Linked DNA regions of Mus musculus: all the other regions are linked to region 1. Evidence: chromatin loops called from intact Hi-C (ENCODE). Cell type or tissue: heart. All regions are shown on one strand.

The links. Hi-C counts contacts between places; a loop is a spot of excess contacts. Peaks named below come from ENCODE experiments on the same cell type or tissue, not always from the same donor. Only the 100,000 strongest peaks of a DNase experiment are listed, where the experiment ranks them.
Region 2: a loop joins it to region 1, with 3 times the contacts of the local background. A loop is called at or near these places in 10 of 42 quality-filtered maps.
Region 3: it touches region 1 in a loop (2.5-fold over the local background); 2 of 42 quality-filtered maps call a loop at or near these places.
Region 4: a loop joins it to region 1, with 2.4 times the contacts of the local background. A loop is called at or near these places in 8 of 42 quality-filtered maps.

What each region holds. Positions count from the first base shown.
Region 1 is chr15:4,023,307-4,028,306 of GRCm38, forward strand. Oxct1 (3-oxoacid CoA transferase 1) reads left to right here and starts at 3,122. Exons shown (of 17, transcript NM_024188.6): 1 at 3,122-3,543. The coding sequence starts at 3,466. It overlaps BC037032 (cDNA Sequence BC037032), which reads right to left and starts at 4,100. Exons shown (of 2, transcript NR_028266.1): 1 at 2,713-4,100; 2 at 1-38. In heart, CTCF peaks have their summits at 3,121 (motif pointing left) and 4,135; DNase peaks (open chromatin) are centred at 2,385, 3,255 and 4,125; H3K4me3 peaks cover 2,702 bases; H3K27ac peaks cover 2,454 bases.
Region 2 is chr15:3,955,216-3,960,215 of GRCm38, forward strand. No RefSeq gene overlaps it. Among named protein-coding and RNA genes, the nearest start is that of Fbxo4, 22 kb to the right of the region's middle. In heart, a CTCF peak has its summit at 2,959 (motif pointing right); no DNase peak of the experiment used is centred here.
Region 3 is chr15:3,437,241-3,442,240 of GRCm38, forward strand. All of the region lies in intron 2 of Ghr (growth hormone receptor), which reads right to left. Among named protein-coding and RNA genes, the nearest start is that of Ccdc152, 140 kb to the left of the region's middle. In heart, CTCF peaks have their summits at 1,964 (motif pointing right) and 4,495 (motif pointing right); a DNase peak (open chromatin) is centred at 291.
Region 4 is chr15:3,975,325-3,980,324 of GRCm38, forward strand. Fbxo4 (F-box protein 4) reads right to left here and starts at 4,249. Exons shown (of 7, transcript NM_134099.2): 1 at 3,918-4,249; 2 at 2,438-2,673; 3 at 433-653. The coding sequence starts at 4,100. In heart, CTCF peaks have their summits at 3,124 (motif pointing left) and 4,020; a DNase peak (open chromatin) is centred at 4,227; H3K4me3 peaks cover 1,242 bases; H3K27ac peaks cover 1,485 bases.

The DNA of each region.
Region 1 (5,000 bases):
CAGCCCACTCTAGCACCAACTTCTGTATTTAACGGTTGCTGTGATAAAACACAATGATCAAAACCAGTTTATAGAAGAAAGGACTCATTTTTGGGCTCACAGTTTCAGGGGGAACAAAGTCAATTATGGCAGTCTCTCCCTGACATTGGAGAGGCTGAGAATCCAAAGCAGGTGTCCTATGCTGAAGCTGAGCACACTTAGATGGCTGTGTTTTTCTCCTGAAGTTTTCTTAGCACCGTAACATGACTCTCATTTTCATTTTTTGACTGTGTAACTCATATATTTTCATTTTCTCCTATAAAAAATATAACAGGAACAATCTGATTCATTTTAATGTATTACTTAAACAAAATTGAGTAAACATCATTGCTTCAAAGGAATTTGAAAATATTAAGTTAATAAAATAGGCAAATCAATGATTTACATAGTAAAAAATACTTTAGCTTTACAAATTGATAAGAACCTTGAGATAAGTTTTGTTTTCCTACTGAAGGACAAGTGTTTGAAAGATCTCAAACACTGCTTAAAGGACCATTATATAGAATGAGGCATTTATGAATTTTTGTAACTGCCTCATACCACATAGATAAAACTCCTACCACTAGTTAAGCCGGTTAGACGACATTTGAAAACAAGTCTTCAGCTGCCCTGGATTTTCATCCTGGAGGAACATGCTGCTAACCAAAAGGAAAGGGTGTCTTATCTTCAGTAAAGGCATGAGCTATGGCACAATATCTCAGGAGAATGAAAATGAAATCTCTCAAGCAGAAACATTGCCACTACAATCTAACAGGTCACATTTACCTGGTGAAGGACACCTCAACCTACAACCTCAGAACATAACCCTTTCCTTATTACCTGTGTGGAATTTTTTTAAGTCTTTGAATTTCATTAGCCAGTTTTTTTTTTTTTAAGAGTGTGAATGTTAAGTGGTATAAGGTTTTACAAGGAAAATCTCATGAATGTAGAATATTGGTTAGAAACTGCTTTTCAGAGTACTGAGGAAAGTGGCCCTGCAATTGCAGGCCTATAATCCTAGCTACTTGGGAGGCTGAGGCAGAAGGATGAGAAGTTCCAGTCCAGCCTGGACTACAGAGTGTATTTAAGGCTCAGCTGGGCAACTTAAAAACAGAACAGGGGATATACTCATTGGGAATGCCCACGCAGGAGGCCTTAGATTCAGTCCTCAATCCCCATGCCTACATAATGGGAGAGGGAAATGGTCCTACTAATAAGAAATTTAAAAGAATCAGACTTTTTATATGCAAGTTATAAATTAAAATGGCTTTTGTAGAATCAGGAAAAAAGATTGGTACAGAATAAACACTCTTTCAAGTTGAATTGATGCCTTACACATTGTTGAGCTGATGTAAAATGAAGCCGTGGGCTTATCAAAAAATGCAGCCCCTCTCCCTTCTGGCTGTGCAGTACGGAGGCTGGTTTTGCTTTTTTGTTTGTTTTGGTTTTGTTTTTCCTAGCAGCCTTAATTCTGCAGAATAATAAATTTAAAATATCCACCGTCTTCATTTAGGAGAAATACATGTGACCAGCCAAGAAGAGTGAGTCAGATGACTACGAGACAAGTTGCCAGTGCTTTTTTTTTTTTTTTTCCCTTTCACGTGGCCCTGGAAGGAAAAAAGTGGAAGAACAACTGTAGTACCAGCTTTTGTTGTTCCTTCTCAAAACTGCAGCACAACAGCCGCCATGTTAGGGCTAGTCATGGGACTTCGGTTTAAACATTCGAACTCTTCACAGCTTATTAAAATGCGCCCCCAAAATATCCAGGATTACTGAGTTCACTTCTCCTATGCAATCAGATGATAGTTTAACTTGATATTTTATTTCCATGTTAAAACCGTAATCTTTACAGGAGACATTTTTGAGTTAAGGGAGTACTGAGGTAGTTGCTTTTCTGTGCAGATTTTTAAATTCCTTATTCATTTGTTTTGGCGCACATACACAGGCATGCACTCGCTGCAGTGCATGTGAGGTCGGAGGAGGACTTGGCTGGAGTTGGTTCTTCCCTGCTACCATGTGGGTCCCAGGGATCAAACTGAGGTCACTAAGCTTGGAGGCAAGTGTCTTTACCATCTCCCCAGGCCAGTAGACAGGTTTTAATTAAACAGGACTGTTCATCCTTCATTGTATCGGCATACTTTTTAAGGAAGTTAAAGAGTCATTTACTGTTGTCATGGGTTTTGCATCACTTCAAATTTAAACTGTTCTTCCAGGACTCGATGGGCTTTTAATCCAATAAAAGGATTTCCCGGGCTTCCAAGTGGTCTTTTAAACTCGGCGGTGAGTGTAGAACGTCCTGAAGAAATGGTTCAGGCCGGTTGGGTGCCAGTCAAAAGATAAGGCTTGAGCCAGGCACAATTGCACATACTCTGGGATAGGCTGCCGCAATAGAAAAAAGTTGGAGGTCAGCCTGAGCCATATATAGAGTTTCAGTGGGACCTAAGAGAGCTAGAGATCCTTCCTCAAACAAAACAGCAAAAAACAAACTCCAAAACGAAAACCTCCAAAACGATGAAGTTAACCCACCACCGAATATTAGCTAAATTTAGTGCCGAGCATTTTTGTGTTCATTGTGTCCCTTGACTGGCTTTTCTCATACAAAACTGCAACAGGAAGAGCATTACAAGGTGAGGGGAATTATACAACATGGACAAGGACGAGGAGGAGAGGAGACAGACACTTCTGTGCTTATACCTGTTCTGTAATTTCTGGAATTGTTGGGACTCCGGTTCCAGGAAAATTCTGGAACACAGAGTAGGATGATGGGGAACAACAGCCCAGTTCTAATCTTGTCCCTCTGTCGGTTAAGCAGGTCATGTCTCATGAGGGTCAGTCAGCACGCTGCTGGGTTTCAGAGGAAACTAAGGGCAAAACCAGACTTGAAGAGAGTTGTGGGTGTTGGGGTTGAGAAATGTTGGAAAGGTGAGCTGTCTAGATCTGGAAGGAGATCTTTATCAGTGACCCTTTGTACCTGTACTCATTCCAGAGGGCGATTTGGAAAAGTAACACGTTCAGTAAGAGACCCTCCAGGCCCTTGGCAACCCGAAACCCTGGTTGATGCCAAGCCTTGCGCGAGGGGAAGGCAGGCTCTAGCGCCCCCTCCAGCCTGAGTGCAGCGCCCGCCGCTGCGGGTGTGCCCGCAGATGAGCTGGAGCCCAGCACCTCCGGCCCCGGCACAACCCGCGGGGCTCGTCCTAGCTGTGCAGCCTTTCCATTCCTAGCCGTGAGCCCCTCCCTGTCTCGCTTCTTGACAAGCCAGCAGGCAGCAAGGGGCGGCACCGCTCTGAGGTCCCGAGGACGTCACTGACGCGCGGTCGAGCCTCCAGCCCGCCCTACCGCTCGCCTTGCCTTCTCTCTTCTTAGCCGGTGACGCCGCCGCGGCCCCGGGCAACCAGCACTCGCACGCACTCCCGCGCGCGCCACCGTCTCCCGCACCCGGGGCCGAAGATGGCGGCTCTCAAACTCCTGTCCTCTGGGCTTCGGCTCGGCGCCTCAGCCCGCAGCTCGCGGGGCGCCCTGCATAAGGTAAATTGAAGGTGCAGGGGGGCAAGAGGAAGGCCACGCGCGGACGAGCTGCGAGCGGCGCGCGCGTTCTTTGCCCTGCCCATCTCCACCGCCTCTGGTCGGGGATCTGGCATCTGCAGCGCCGTGCCCGGGGGTTGGGGGTGGGGGCTTGGAGACGCTCGGGTTTCAGGGTAGCCCCGCCGCCGCTTGTCTGTCTGTCTGTCTGTCTGTCTGTCTTTGCTTCTCCATCCACTTCCCCGCTGTGCTTGCAGCGGTGGAGAAGCGGTCGAGGCTCTGTGTACCAAAGCCACGCAGCAACGCCTTAGAGACAGACTGTCGGCGTCCAGGGACTCGCGTCCCCATCTCCCGCCACTCCTACAGACTCCAGGCTCCAGGCCGACGCCCTTGGGAAGGGGGTCCCCGGGGCCGTCGCCCTAGGTAAGGGCCGGTTGGAGGAGAGGAGCGGAGAAGGGCGGCGCGCTGAGGCTTGCGCCCCACCTGAGGGAGCTGCTGGCGCCGGCTGAGGCCCAGAACCCCGGGCCGGGTTAACCGCTGCTGGCTCAAGTTCACCGCCAAGTGGGCGGATGCTGTGCGCTGCGGAGGCGGACTGCCGCTCCCCATCCTCCCCTTCCCTATATGGCGGTAGAAAGGGGAACCCGGACTGGAGCTCTTGTCACGGGGCGATTTAGCCTGCCAAGCGTTTGGAAGCAGAAGGAGGGCTGGCGGCGCTCCGCTGCAGTTTGCAAACGCCTCGGTCCTTTATTTTGAATTCCTCTCCGTCCCCTCCGGGTTAGAGACTTGCAATGTTCAAAGACCGTAAAAAAACAAAAATCAAAAACAAAAACAAAAAAACCCAAACACCTTGACCCACAGAATGGTATCCTGAGTCGCCCTCCTAGCAGACTAGCTGGTGGTGGATATTTTTGCTTATACATTGTAGAGGGTCTAGCCTCTAAGCACACATTCGGGTTGGATTTGAGTATGGGACCAAGGAACTGAGTGCTGGAGGAGGGTGGGGAGGAGGGTGGATTCACCTTGGAGTGTTCAGTTTGCTCAGGAGCCTCTTCCCGAACCTGCAAAGTTTTCTTTGAAGAGGTTTCAAATTGCAGTCCTGAACTTAAGAAGAGTGCATCACGCAGGGCATTTACTTGCACTGTGTGCTCTTGAACTCCTTCCCCTGTTGCTCATTTCCTTGCCTTCAATCTCTGAGTGTTGAGAATCTAAAGATGTCATCACAGGACTCCCTCGTGTGCTAGGGAATGGTTCAGAACTGAGTCATTGCGTTGTTAAATTCCTCAAAGGAGGCATTTGGGTAATTGCATGCAAATTTGGATGCACTTAACCACCAGCCAACCTGCTGCAAGTGATGGAGCAGATGCAAAAAACCAGGACACAGGGATGTCCTTGGGCCAAGGTCAAAAACTTTCTTTTGACAGTGCATGTTTGTCTAAGTTTAAATTATTCACCTCTAGTCTACC
Region 2 (5,000 bases), 68 kb before region 1:
GAGCCTTAGTTTCTTTTTCTGTTGCCAAGGCAGCCTACAAAAGAAAGCATTTAATTGGGGTTACAGTTTCAGGCAGAGCCCATTAAAGCAGAGCAAAAGTGTGCTGAAGGGAACAGAGAGAGCTCACATCTTGATTCTAAAATAGGGAAGAAAAAAAAAAAACACCAGAAAAGGAAAATTTCTTGAAGCCTGAAGCCCACCAAAGGTGACACACCTCCTCCAACAAGACCACGCCTTCTGATCCTTCCCAACACTTCCACCAACTAGAGAGCACATTCTCAAGCATGTGAGCCTATGGGGGCCAACATCATTCCATTCATCATATGTAAATTCCAAGTGAAGACAATCTCTGGCCAGGGGAAAATTCTCTTTAAAGTGGATTAATAATAATAATGGTACAGAATACACAAAATACAGTCCACAGAACTCAAAAAGCTCAGCAAGATGAAGAATCCAAGTGAGGACACCTCTGTCTCCCAGTCCCACTTGTTAGAGAGAAGAAAGCAATCACAAGTGGGGAGGAAGGGAAGGACCTGGGAGGGAAAGTGAACAGGTTGGAGCATGGGGAATGGAGGAGAGATGGAAACCTGACCTGGTATTGGGTGAGGGAAAAGGACTGAAGCCCTGAGAGCCAGCAGAAAGAATGTATACAGGCAACCTCAGGAAATAGGATGTTTCCCCACCCCCACCCCCCAGAATGCACCAGAGACCTGGGAGGTGAGAGACACAACTCTGATTACATGAGCTGAATCTAGAGATCCCATCATGGAAGGGGAGAGTCAAATTCCCCAAAGTTAATTTCCGACTTCCACAATGCACCCTGTGGTGTGTTCAGACCCATACTTACACACATCATGCACCCACACAGACGTGTGTGTGTGTACAAATAATAATTGATTTAATGGTAAAATCATAAAAATCAAATCTAGATATTTCAATAAAATGTTAAAAGAGCAATGAAGCATGTTTGAGGTCTAAACATATATATGCTCCGAGTCTAACCTCATTCTTTCTCCTCTGTCTCCTTCAACCGTCTGAGAATCACACAAATAAAGTTATGAACTTCATTTCTCGTCTAAAGATATGTCTTAACTCTTTAGCATAGAACAGATTGTTTCAGACTCTGTGACCTATGGAGTCACCCACCATATGATCTCATTCATCCCAACTGGGAAAGTGTTATTAGACGCGTTCTCACGCCCGGCCAGGAAGAACACCACAGACCAGAATCTTCTGCGGCAAAGCTTTATTGCTTACATCTTCAGGAGCAGGAGTGCAAGAAGCAAGAGAGAGAGAAAACGAAACCCCGTCCCTTTTTTAGGAGAGTTATATTTCGCCTAGGACGTGTCACTCCCTGATTGGCTGCAGCCCATCGGCCGAGTTGACGTCACGGGGAAGGCAGAGCACATGGAGTAGAGAACCACCCTCGGCATATGCGCAGATTATTTGTTTACCACTTAGAACACAGCTGTCAGCGCCATCTTGTAACGGCGAATGTGGGCGCGGCTCCCAACAGGAAAGGAGTGTGGGAGGGGAGGGAAGTTCTTTGACAACCCTTTAGACAAAAATTGCCCAAAGTCTACATATGTCTATTGTTAAGACACTTATGTATGATTCCCTTGAGAAGTCTATACTTGTCTTTAGGGGTACTGTACTGTTCCTCAAATTCCCCCTCCTGATTCCTGTGCCTCAATACGGGTTAAAAATCTTTTCTGAACAGACTCCAACTTTGCTTCATATTGAAGCATTCTGAAATTTCTTCCTCCATTAGAGTCAAGAGTCCCTGCTCCACCCGGGTTGAGGTCTCTGAACTCTTCAGACTGCCTTGGCTGGGCAGCACTGAGCTATATCTCCTTCTCGCTCTGCCCGTAGTAACTGGAAGTTCCATGCAAAGGATCTGTATGGATGGTTGTTCCAAAGGAAAAAAAAAGGATTTGTTTTTATGACTGGAAACTGTGCTTGTTTTAAAACAAAATTTTGGCCAGATGTAGTGGGGCACACCTTTAATTCTAGCACTTGGGAGTCAGAGGCAGGCAGATCTCTTAAGTTCCAGGCCAACCTGGTCTACATGATGAGTTCTAGGACAGCTGGAACTATACAGGGAGACCTGTCTCAAAAAACAAAACAAACAAATCAAAAATACAAAACAAAAATATTGTCTTCCTCTTTATTATTTCTATGATTAACATGCAGAAATTATAAGGCAAAGACTCACAGCTCAGGAGAGGAGGCCCTGTATAACAAGTTCTCGGAAAGTAAAACTAATATTCTACGGGGTGATGTGATCACCTTAAGGGCCTTCACACATCTGAATACGCCATACGAGGATTTAAAGATGGACAAAGCTGGCAACAACCTGTGTAGATTAGCCCGACTTGTGGAACAGTTCACATGAAACGAGGAAAGCAAATACCCAGACTCGGGAGCCAGATACAGACTGCCGGTAAAAACGACATCAGTGTGACAGAGTGGGATTTAATCATCTTCCTCTAGAAGAGGGCTACCCTGCTGGCAGAGGTGCTGAGAATAAGTCTGCCCCACCGAAGACGAGGTCCGGCTATGATGAACTAAATAAAGGTCGGACCTTGGAGATGGGAGCTGTACCTATTATGCAAAACGTGAGGACTTGAACTGTGGAGGTTTAGGGGAAGCAACAGGGAGAGAAAATGTAAATGTCAGAAATAAAATTTCCACAAACATGAAGAAAACTGAAACCAAGATACGCAGACCCCTATCCTCCTACTCGTTTACCTTGATTGTGGATGCTGAAATGCATCCACTACTAAGTGTGGGTGCTGACGCAGGATGGCCACGAGTTAAAGTGCAGGCCAGCCAGAAGGTTGTACAATGAGACTCTGCCTTGAATAAACACATACATAAATAATCAAACAAATAAGTTATTAACAAAACCACACACAGATAAAGAATATACAAAACCTGCGCAGCAGCAGAGAAACAGAAGAGGGCGCCAGAAAGCTAAGAAAGGTAGTTTGTGCTCATTCCTCCCTTTTTGCCACTTAGAGCTAGCCTAGAAAGCACTAGGTACTCAAATGAAAGGAAACTAAAAACTCTGCATTCACATAAGTTACTGTAATCAAAAATACCAAGTGAAGAGCAAAACATTTCAGATGAGGAGAATTATTGCAAAACAATTTAGGCAATCAAATGAAATATCCTTAACCAAGCATTTGCAGGGATTTAAAGAGTCTGAAAAAAATATATAACTCAAAGTTAAACTAGAAATTTGAAAAAACACAAAATAATGTGAAATGAGACTTTACTGAACTCTGGGACCAAATATAAACTATTACCTCAGAACTGATGACTAAGTTGGAACATATTTAAGATAACACAGGCCAGATCAAGAATATAATAACAAGAACAATAACAAAAATGTAATCACAAGAACAGTACAAACATGGAAAACATAAAAAGACACACTATTCTATGAGTTGTATTACATGTTTGTTTGCAACATAAATTGATATTATAACACAATAGGAAATAAGTTAACCTTGAACATAGATTAACAGAAAGGCAATGGCAGCATATATAAAACAGTAAATATAATAAAATAGTATGTGCTAATTTTACAGACAAATAAAAACAGACTTAACCAACCCTTTTAAAAATTGTAAATTGGCTTACAAAACAAAACTAAACCCTACTATACTATACCTAACATACTCATTTTAAATATTTCAATTCAGAAAGGCTCACTCTAAACATATAAATAAGAGTCTACTAATTTCATTAATGATTTTTTTCATGAGGAAAATTTCAAATTTAAAAATATTAAACAAGACCAAAATTTTACTTCATAAATCTGAAAGGCCTAATTTACTAAAATGAGTGGTTATGGATATTCACTTAATAACACAGACACCATCTTAGTAAGTCAGGTACAGAAGATCCCAATATTATCACAATTGTTAAAAAGTTGCATTGGAAGAGCCTTTTTTCTACTCACTGATTCCCTCGTCTGTATATAGTAACAGTTCCACTTTCTGGAAGTCTAGGGATAGTAGAGGGATATTTTTCAGAATTTAAGAACAGTCTTCTGATAATGGTGGCATAAGGAGTTTATGCACTTCTTATGTCAAAATAGGGTAAGACAAAAACAGATCATCCTCGATCTGTAGCATTGGTTCTTAGAACCAAGAGTTAGAGGGTAAGAATTCCATAGCCAGTATTAAATGTAATGGCATGGGCATTTTTCTATTAAAGATATTTCAGAGAAGTATAGAAGTTGGATTAGTAAGTTAAACTAGACTCAACACTTTTGTATTTTCTTCAACCAAGATACACAGAAAAGCACAAACAAAATATAGTAATTAGAAGGTAATTCTTCAATGTACTTCGATACAAGATTGATACAGTAAATCATGCTTTAAAAAATTAAATATTTAGCTAGCAAATTTTTGCTCTAATTAAAATATTTATGATATTCTAATGAGGAGACACTGAAAATCTCCCAGATGACTTCATCTAATCTTGTCTCTTAAAATGAATAGAATTTGTATAGCCGAGTTTTCTAGTGAGCAAAGAAATAACATTTGATAACAGCAGTATTCTAATTCCCTGAATGTCACAAACACTAAACAAACTCTTTTAGAGAACTTTTCACATCAGGCACTGTCTTGAGTACTTCAAAATGCTTATTTTTTTGAATCTCTTAAGAACCATATGAGGTAGATGCTGTAACTGTTTCTGTTGACTTTATATTGAAGAAAATTTGGAAACATAGAAGCAAAGAAATTTGCCTAAGAGTACAAAACCAGGACTTTAAGTTGTGGTCCCACCCTTGATGGTTAGAACAGGCAATGTTCCATATAGGTACACTTGTTAGAGCCCTCAACCACTCCTCAGTTACTAATGCTGTTTAAGGAGATTATAGATGTTTGAGGAGGAAACACATCAGTGCAGATGGGCTTTGAGGGTCTATGGCCCTGTCCCATTTCCAATTCACTGTCTCTTATTTCTGGGTATGGTTGAAGATG
Region 3 (5,000 bases), 590 kb before region 1:
CTACTGTATTTTAAACAAAGGTGATTCTTTGTTTAAAAGATACTCATACGCTTAAAAACTCAATAAGGAAAAATTAAGACAAGGTTACACACCCTCTTTTTGGTGTATAGGACTCTTGGGCTCAGTGTTTAGGAATGACTGATCTCATGTATGTGACAATTCCATATTTTGACCCTTAAAACTACCATGTTATGTATACCATTTCTCTAAAAATCAACTAACCAAACAAGCAAAAACAAAAGCTGCCTCTGCTATGCTCAGTGCCACGTGTTTGGGCTTTTTTTAGCCAAGCATTCTTCACCTTTACTAGCTTTGGCTGGAGATCCAGTCCTCTAGTTCAGATGTCCTCTATGACCTGGCAAGAGGGGACCTTTGAGGTCAGTGGGGCCCTGGGGGAGGAATGGTAAAGAGTAGAGAGTCTGGAAAGATATTCCAAACGCACTGCTTTCTTGAAGGATAACTCTGCTTCCTGTTGCTTTTCATGGGCATTACCTCTGCAAAATGAGGGCACTGTGCCCCTAAACGGATGAAGACAAGTGTTGTTCAAGTGTAACCTCTTGCCTAAGAGCAGGTATGAAATCTCCAGAGTGTTTGTCCTTTCTACCCAAGCCCAGTGGTTCTTTTTTTCAATTATAGGGTCAATTTCTCTTTTAATTAAAAAATCTTTACATTTATATTTTGAGAATTTCTTATACCATTACTGTAGTCACATAATTTCTGCCCTTCCTTCCTCCAAGTCTCCCCACTTTCTCCCAACTCCTCAAATTCATGGCCTCTTAGCCTTTAATTATTATTGTCATAATCAGACACACATACATATGTAAATAACATGCTGGGTTAATGTATTTTTGTTCATGTATACATGTGTCTAGGGATGACTGCTTGGGGTTGGGCAACCTATTGGGGACTTGTCTGTAGAGAAGACCGATTCTTCTGCTCTCAGCACTTAACAGCTATTAATTATGTAGGGTACATTTCTAACTTTAAAACAAAAAAAAATCACTCATTTAAATATAGTGTTAGAAAAAAGGTGCTTTCTCTTGCCCTAAAGCCCATTATCATTGGACATGGATACTTTAGTTGGAAAGTATTATTAACCATCACAAACCCTGACACATATGTACCCTTTCCTTCTAAATACTTTCATGGACTCTTTGAAAGTTTGGAGAGTGACCTAGGACACAGGAGTGTGCTGTAAGGGCCAACATAGTCAGAGAAGGCTAAGGAGGAGGAAAGAGAATGAAACCATGTTCCAAGGTGCCTAAAAACTCTGACTTCTGTTTTCTTCTTCTACACGTGATAACAGCTTACGTTTATACAGGCTTTTTGAATGTTCTTTATATGTCTCAATCCTCTCAATAACCCTTTGTGTTAAGTATCTAATTATCCCCTTTTATAAATGAGGAAACAGAGGCATAGAACAATGAAGTCACTTCTGTGAGGTCAGCAGGGTCAGCATGGAATCCAGCCTATGTCCTGACCACTATCAGCTGTACTGCCTGCATACTATATAACCACCTGTGACTCTCATTAGGTTAGCATCACTGATAGTACATTAGAAAATGTCTCTCTCAGACCTATGAGTTTACCTCCACCTTTTTTTTTTTCTTTTTAGGTTTCTTCAAATAAAATACACTTTTTGGTATTTATTCAGAATTTCATTTTCAAAACATAAAGATACATATATTCTTTGACATCTCCAAACTTCAAAAGGGTTCATAAGCAGGGGAATAGTACATACTATTTAAGTATAATTTAAAAGCAAAGAAACTATGGAAACAGAAACAGACTAAAAACAACGTCAGAAAATAGATAGCAATTCTTTTTACACCTTATGAAACCTTCAGTGCTTGCTATAGGAAGAGATTGAAAGGATATGTAGCAGGTACCTGATTTATTTATTTATTTATTTTATATATGTGAGTACACTGTTGCTATCTACAGACACTCCAGAAGAGGGCATCAGATCCCATTACAGATGATTGTGAGCTACCATGTGGTTGCTGGGAATTGAACCCAGGACCTTAGGAAGAACACTCAGTACTCTTAACCACTGAGCCATCTCTCCAACCCTGAAACAGGCTCCTGAATCTCAGCTGCCAGCCATTAGAACGTTCAAACTCAAATACATGTAAAAATAAGATACAACCCCAGCATTTATATGGGCCTATTTATTCAATAACAGGCTTAATTGTGAATCCTTTTAGTTGTGGTGGCATCTTAGCATTGTTGACAGACTGTTTATGAGTTAGAAAACTAAAGGAGAAAAATTGAGGAGGGGATAGAAGGAATCCTTGGAGCTGAGAGCCAGGAGGCAAGAAAAGCACCAGTGGGCAGGACAGCAGGAAAGCAGATTCATTAATTCTTGATTTATTAATTCTTCTGGAACCTCAACTGTTGCACAAAACACAGATCGTGTGGAGTAGGAAGGGCTTTTGCAGGCTTTGGATGAGTCTGGTCTGTAGATTCACACGTGTAAACTAACAGGGGTTTAACAGTTGCCCTGGAAGCCTGGAAATTTATTTACCTAGCAGATAACAAAGTTTAGAAGTAGCTGGGCGTGGTGGTGCACACCTTTAATCCCAGCACTTGGGAGGCAGAGGAAGGTGGATTTCTGAGTTCAAGGCCAGCCTGGTCTACAAAGTGAGTTCCAGGACAGCCAGGGCTATATAGAGAAACCCTGTCTTGAAAACAAACAAACAAACAAACAAAGAAAAAACCAAAGCTTAGAAGTGATGAGAAATCCAACTTCAAGATAGTTTTCTTTTCTTACTTTACCAGCCATGTAGGGAGACAGAGCCAATCCAAATTTGAAAAGAAATCCTTCAGTCTCCATTGAGAAGTGTCATGACAGAGGTACACCCCTCCCTGTAGTATAGTTAGAAAGTCGAGGAGCTTGGGGCTGGAGAGTCAGCTCAGCAGGTGAGAGCACTTGTTACATTTGCGGAGTACCTGGGTTCAGTTCCCAGCACCTACACTCTGACGCACAATCATCCGAAACTCCAGTTGCAAACCTGACACCCTCTTCTGACCTCCACTGACACCACACATGCATGCACTCACATACACGTGAACAGGCAAAAGATTTATAAAATAAAATCAATAAATCTAAAAGATATTAAGAAGAGGTTGAAGATGTTGTATGAGAGTATGCTACTAAGAATAATGCTGCATAGCTGTTATTCAAGAAAAATTGGCCAATAGAAACCTCACACTAGTGTGTGCCTTAAGGAAAATTACTAAAATAAGCTAACAAAAGAAGAATATGAAAAACCATCACACACTAAAAAGGGTAAGCTTAAAGTTGTTGGTGATCATATGTGATTTGGGGGTAGGAGAGGGGTAGGCATTTATATTGGTGCTCGAGTTAAGGTTCTGCTCTGCTGGTTATCAAATAAATAACTAGTTTTCCCCAAAGCTGGTAGAAGACAGCAGCTGCCTCATGAAATCTAGGATCAACTGCATCAGCTGTGTAGTTTTTACAATCTTTATCATCCATCCAAAGTTACCTACCTCAACTTAGCTCCTCTGCTAAGCAACTCTGGATCCGGCCCATTGGACTTGCAAACTTTATATGCCCCAGCACAGGGGAACGCCAGGGCCAAAAAGGGGGAGTGGGTGGGTAGGGGGTGGGGGGGTGGGTAGGGGGTGGGGGGGTGGGTAGGGGGTGGGTAGGGGGTGGGGGTATGGGTCTGGGGGACTTTTGGGATAGCATTGAAAATGTAAACGAGGAAAATACCTAATTTTAAAAAATGAGGACTGGGGTTTGTAGAGAGACAGGGTAATTGTTAAACACTAACAACATGAATGCTGAATGGTTTTGCCACAAATACAGTAAGTACCATTAAGTTGGATCGAACATCATTTCCCATAGAAGTTATTTTCATATTACTAAATAGAAGACCAGACAATGAGAACCTTAAAGAAATACAGGAGAGCCTTAATCTACCCAGGTTGCATTGCGGGACTAGCTGTTCCACTAGCTGTGTGATATTCCATGACCTTTAAAGGCTTTTTAATTTTACTGCTTCTTGGATGAGACAGGACCACCCCAGGATCTCAAAGGACCTAGGATGACATCACTTCACAATGATAATACCCAATCAATACCCTTTCACCTTGTTACTTGGTGCCTGGAAGGAAAGAAACCCTGCAACTTTTAAATTTTTCCAAAATCCAAATGATGAGGAGGTAGATGAAGAACTATTTTATTTTTTGAGAGAGTGGAATTTGGGATTTATGTTAGAAAAAGAGGAGGATGGTAGAGAGGAGGAAGAGGGAGAATAGAGAGTGTAATCTTGTGGTAGAAGCCTGAAAAGAAGCTCATGTATAGGTGCCAGTCTATTGTGTGCCAATGAAGTCTAAACAGCTTGAGGTGGTCCTGATAATTCCTGGCATAGTTATGGTCAGTGATATCCAGTGCGGGCATGTGGTGACCTGTGTGCATTAGTCAGTTCTTGGTTGGTTACTATTTTGCTACTTGTCAGCACTTCCACTAGAGGGCAGCAGGTGGAAAGGCGAGGATGTCAAAATGGATTAACATTGATTGGTATTTGATGACAGAGGCTGTCAAGGTTAAGTACTGAGGGAGACAAATCATAAATTAAGTGGGGAAGTGAGTCTCATAGCTAGTGGGTTTCCATCTCTAGTGAAGCCCTGGATGACTGAAGGAGCTCAGCACCAGGAGGAGGATGGAAAAAGCTTTTTATCAAAGGAGCCCTTTTGCTTGTGTTTGGAGTTTTTCATGTGTGCATGAGTGCATACACATGAACATGCACATACACACACACAAACCAGACAGACGGACACACACACACATCAGACACACAGGCACACACAGACATAGACATGTGCATACACAGATGCACACATTCATTCACACTGATACACGCAGATGGACACACACAGACACATACAGAAACAGAAACACACAAAGACACAAGACAGACAGACAGACACACACATACACACACACACACACACACACACACACACACACA
Region 4 (5,000 bases), 48 kb before region 1:
CTTATGTTAACGATACATTCCCACCTCACCAAGAGGCCACATGCTGTTTCATGGATTTTTTTTTTCTGTACAGGGGAGGTAATGATATAGATCCTTTTTTAAAATCCCAATATATAAAAATTAATTTGCAAATCTATATTCAGTGGTTTTCTTGGTAAATTTCTCTCAGGATAAACATGAGAAATTTTGAAATTTATTTCTGTTGAAATTTATTTTTAACATATAATTAAATTCTAAATTATAACAACTTGAAAAACTAAGAAAAAAGTACTTCTTATACTAATTTTTTTCCCATTTAGTAGGACCGGGGCCCATTCACCAATTTCTATATTTCATTACAAAATTTAATTTTTAAATGTCTCTCTGTTTAACACTAATGTCAAGCTCCAAGTACTATTATGACTATGTATTGTATATTAACATGAAAATTACCATCAATCTGTCTGTGAGGTAAACCAGCAGTTGGGCAAAGGTCCTCAGAAGACATCAAACTCAACACCAAGGATGTGTTCAGTTCTTCCAAACCTGGTCCAAACATAGCAAACCGGGGTTCATTCTGAATGATCAGTGAGTGTAAGAAAGAGGTAACCACTCCATACATAGGACGGCTGGCTTTCAAGGCTCTTCGCGTATATGGACAGCACATTTTATAACTGCATAAAATTGTCACAATTAGAAAATAAAATAGAAAACATTTAACTTGCTGTTCATTTGAGAATATATCATTTACTGAGTCCTCTGTAAGACACAGTAATGTAAAGATTATAGTTTCAACCCTCTCAGTACAGGATAGATACCATTTTAACATGTATGTAGATTGCTGTGACAAGGAAAAACACAGATGCTAGAGAGTGGGGGTGGTCATAAAACTGCGGAACCCTCCCTAAGGAAGACATTATTTACTTTCTTTAATTTAGTTTCTTCCATAAAAGACGTGTTCTAATGTTTGTTTGAATAGTTGAAACTCTTCCTGAGAAAGGTTTTATCCTATAGTCTGTGGCAGTATCTGAACAATTTCATGTTCACATTGGGGAGGAGAAGGCTGTGATAGTAACAGCGACTCAGTAGAACCATAGATGTTAGCACATGTCCTACAACTTCCAGGACAGTCCCCCAAAACTGTTCCAAAATGTCAATAATGCTAAGATTGAGAGCCCCCATAATAAAGATATACTGCAGATACTTAGCGTTAAATCTCAGAAATGTAAAAACATGACTAAAGCCACTATCAAGCTTCATAATCACCCCTTTAGTAGTTTCCACATAAGAGTTGATTCAAAACACTAAATAAAAACACAGGGAGGCCCGACTAGACCTTGCTGAAAATTAGCAAAATAAAATCACGTGACAGAAACCATGATGGCCCAGCAGGTCCAGGGCTTGTTACCAAGCCTGGTGACTGGAATTCAATCCCAGGGACCCACATGGTGGGAGCAGAGACTGGACTCCAAAAGGTTGTCCTCTGACCTCCATCTGTAGCATGTAATATGCGTACCCACCCACATGTACATACAAAAAAAATAAGAGTAATTTTTAAAGAGAAATGCCAGTGGAATTTGAGATTATCTATAGAGATCATATACATTTTGATCTAGTCGTCTCCTGTTATCTGACATGATAACTATTGTCTGGGATGGAGAGATTGAGCAAGAAAGTAGAGGAGGAAATCCTATATGTAGCTACTGAATCAAAGTAAAACCATTCTTAGAGCCAAAGGACAAAGATTCTTTGAATTTGCTTTATTATGATTTAAATGTGGAGTTCACAATAAAGCAAGTTTTACCTATGTACAGTGACATATTCTGAGGGTACACAATAATATTAACCAATTCTTTACACCCTATATTATATGCAAACCATGTAACTTCTCTGGCCCCCTACATCCCTAACACAAAGATAAAGTCTTTAGGTTGGAAAAGGACATACCCAGAGCAGACGCCCATAGAATCCAATATGCAGCATTTGCTCAATAAAAGCAACTTTCTCATGTACATGATACTCAAGAAACTTGGAGGCTTTCAGGCAGTTAAATAATAATAATAATAAAAAGTATTTCATGTAGTCTTAAAAACAGTCTTCTTCCCCATCAAAAAGAACTGTTTCCTGATCTTTGGAAATTCTTCCTCTGAGTATGAATATGCATATACAATTTAACATAATGGAAAGTACTACAAATATTATGAGAAGTTTAAGAAAATTTTTTTTCTTGTCTACCATACCAGATATAATTAATCAAATACTGGTTAGTCACCACAGGAAAATAACAAAAGATTAAAGCTCTAAGGGACCTATGAAAAAAAGTCAATTAGCTCAAGGCCTAATTTTAACAAGGGGCATTCAGACAAATCCTATGCAGCAAGCTAACGTCAGGGTCAGAACTAATGTGCACTATTTAGAGTTTAGTATCTCTTGTCAATTCTCAGAAATAGATACTTACACCTCCATGTAATCAAGACAAGTGCTGTCGGTGACCTCAGATATTGGCTTTTTTAAGATCTCTAGATCTGGAAGTGACTTCCAATCAACCGAAGACCAAGAAGGGAGATCCCGCAACAGAAAGTATCTCCAGAGAATTGGGTCTCTTATAGTTTTGTTCCAGTAATGATCTGTACTTCCCAGCTGGCACAGATCGTGGGGTGAAAGAAACGACAAGATATACAACTGCACATCAACCTGAAAGAGAGGCAAGCAGCATGAAAGAAAGAGGTCATCTGTCTGGGGCAACTGTTTGCGGTGGCCTAATCAGTAAAGAATCATTGTACTGAAGGTCGCCTGAATGACTGGTTCTTTAAAATACATAAGTCTATCTTAACATCCCTCCACCAATAGAAAATTCAAAACTAAACATTTTCATCCCTAACACACCTGAAATGTTGCAAACTCAAGCTCTGCCTTTCTATTTTTCAAGCAAAGTAACCAGTTCCTTTCATTTCTTTCCATGAGTATGTTGATGTACCAGTTACTAATTTGTTCTTCAAAAATAAATGAGTGTCAAGTGGAGATTTTTTTCAAGCTGGAGAGATGGCTCAGAGGTTAAGAGCACTGGCTGCTCTTCCAGAGGTCCTGAGTTCTATTCCCAGCAACCACATGGTGGCTCACAACCATCTGTAATTTGGATCCAGTGCCCTCTTCTGGTGTGTCAGTGACAGTGTACTCACATATACATAAAATAAATAAATAAATAAATCTAAAAAAACAAAGTGGCGGTTTTTCTGATTTTATCACTAGATCAAATGAAAGCATGTGAACCTGTCATTTGAATTTCTCTCTATAGAGTATTAATCAGGTTCCGAGGACACCTGAGAGAAGCTTGGAGGTAACCTAAGCCTGTGGCTTTCATTTAGAGTGAATGTCAGTGGGATGTACTAATAACCCAACTGAGATAAAGGAATTGTCATCAACAATGTATAATCTATTTATTTATTTATTTATTTATTTATTTATTTATTTATTTTATCTTTCTCTGAAACTTTAAATTGCATGCATCCTCTTTGCAGCCTGACCTAACTTGAGGTACTTGTAACTTTACTGGTTTCAATTATGTGGCAGTTTTGTTGCTTTGGATATGTCAGAGTTGCTTGCTCTAGGCGACCCCCCCCCCCCCCTAACTGGAATACATTGACTAGGGATTAAAATGTGCAGAAGAAAGACACTGGAATGCCTTCCAAGCTAACCCACTTCCTTCATCAGATTTCCAGACATCCAAATAGGATGACTGACAACCTGTGGGTGATCTCGCTGGTCATTAGTGAGTGTTGTAGTGCGACCTTGGTTGGCAGGGGGATACCAAGAGTTACCATCAAGGCAATCCTGGCCACTTCACTTCCAGGCGAGCACACACCCGGAAGTGGCTGCCCTGCCGGCCCAGGCCCCCGGCCTGCGGCGGTCTCTGTGCGCGGCCTGCGGCCTCGGCTCACCGGCAGCCGCGTCAGCGCGCTCGTCTCCTCCGCCGCCTCCTTCCGGGAGGCCGTCGGCGTCGCCCGCTCCTTGGCCACCGAATACCAGAAGGTCCTCCAGCCGCTCAGGATGGCTGCCTCCAGGCGGCCCCAGTCGCTGGCGGGCGGCGGGGAGCCGGCTCCGCGGGGCTCGCTTCCAGCCATGGTCGCAGGCTCCGCGCGACACCGCGGGGCGCACGGGCTCCCCAGCCGCTCGGCCTCCGCCTCCGCCCCGCTGGTACGACCCGGGCTGGTCGGTTGGGCAGGGCTCCAGGCCGAGGTGGCCCGGAATGACTCACCCCGTTAGCCCAAACCCTCCCACACTACACATCCTCCGGGTCCCTCCCTGCCTCTGTGCGTCACCACAAGGACCTGGGAGCTAGGGCTTGTTGAACAGCCACCCTTTTTCTGAAATCTTGCTTCCCCTTAAGCGTTAGATATTAAGTAGGCTGTATGTGTGCTTCTGTGTTTTGGAATCAGCAATCTACCACTTGGAGTTGAGCAAAAACTGAGCCCGTGGAGGCTATCAGGAGCCTTATGTGTTATTAAAGATAACCTTGGCTGACTAGAACATCGTGCTGTGGAGAAACTATTGTAGATGGGAAGCCAAAACTGCCTCAAGCGTAGCTCTTTTAATATTAACTTCAATCTGGTTTTGGTCTAACCTCATGAGGTTGGGTGAAACTTGTAAGCTTTGCTTAAAATTTTATTTAACTACATGTATGTGGATATATGCATGAGCACTCAGGTTCCAGCAGAGGCCACAGGCATCACAAACCCTGGAACTGGAAACCACACCCTTGAGAGCCACCTACTCAGGCCCTCTGAAAGAACAGTACATTCTTATAACTGCTGAACCATCTCTCAAACACCTGCCCCCTTTACCGATTTTAAAGTAAATAATGTTGTAACATCTGAAAGCCAGGCAAGATGTAGCCAATTTTATCTAGGCTGTGTACATAATGCCCTCATCAGCGTAGGTGGTATATGTATTTGATGTATGGTCTTTGTTTTGTGGCTATAATAGTTCTTGCAACTGCTTCCACAACTTGGTGTGCCAACCTG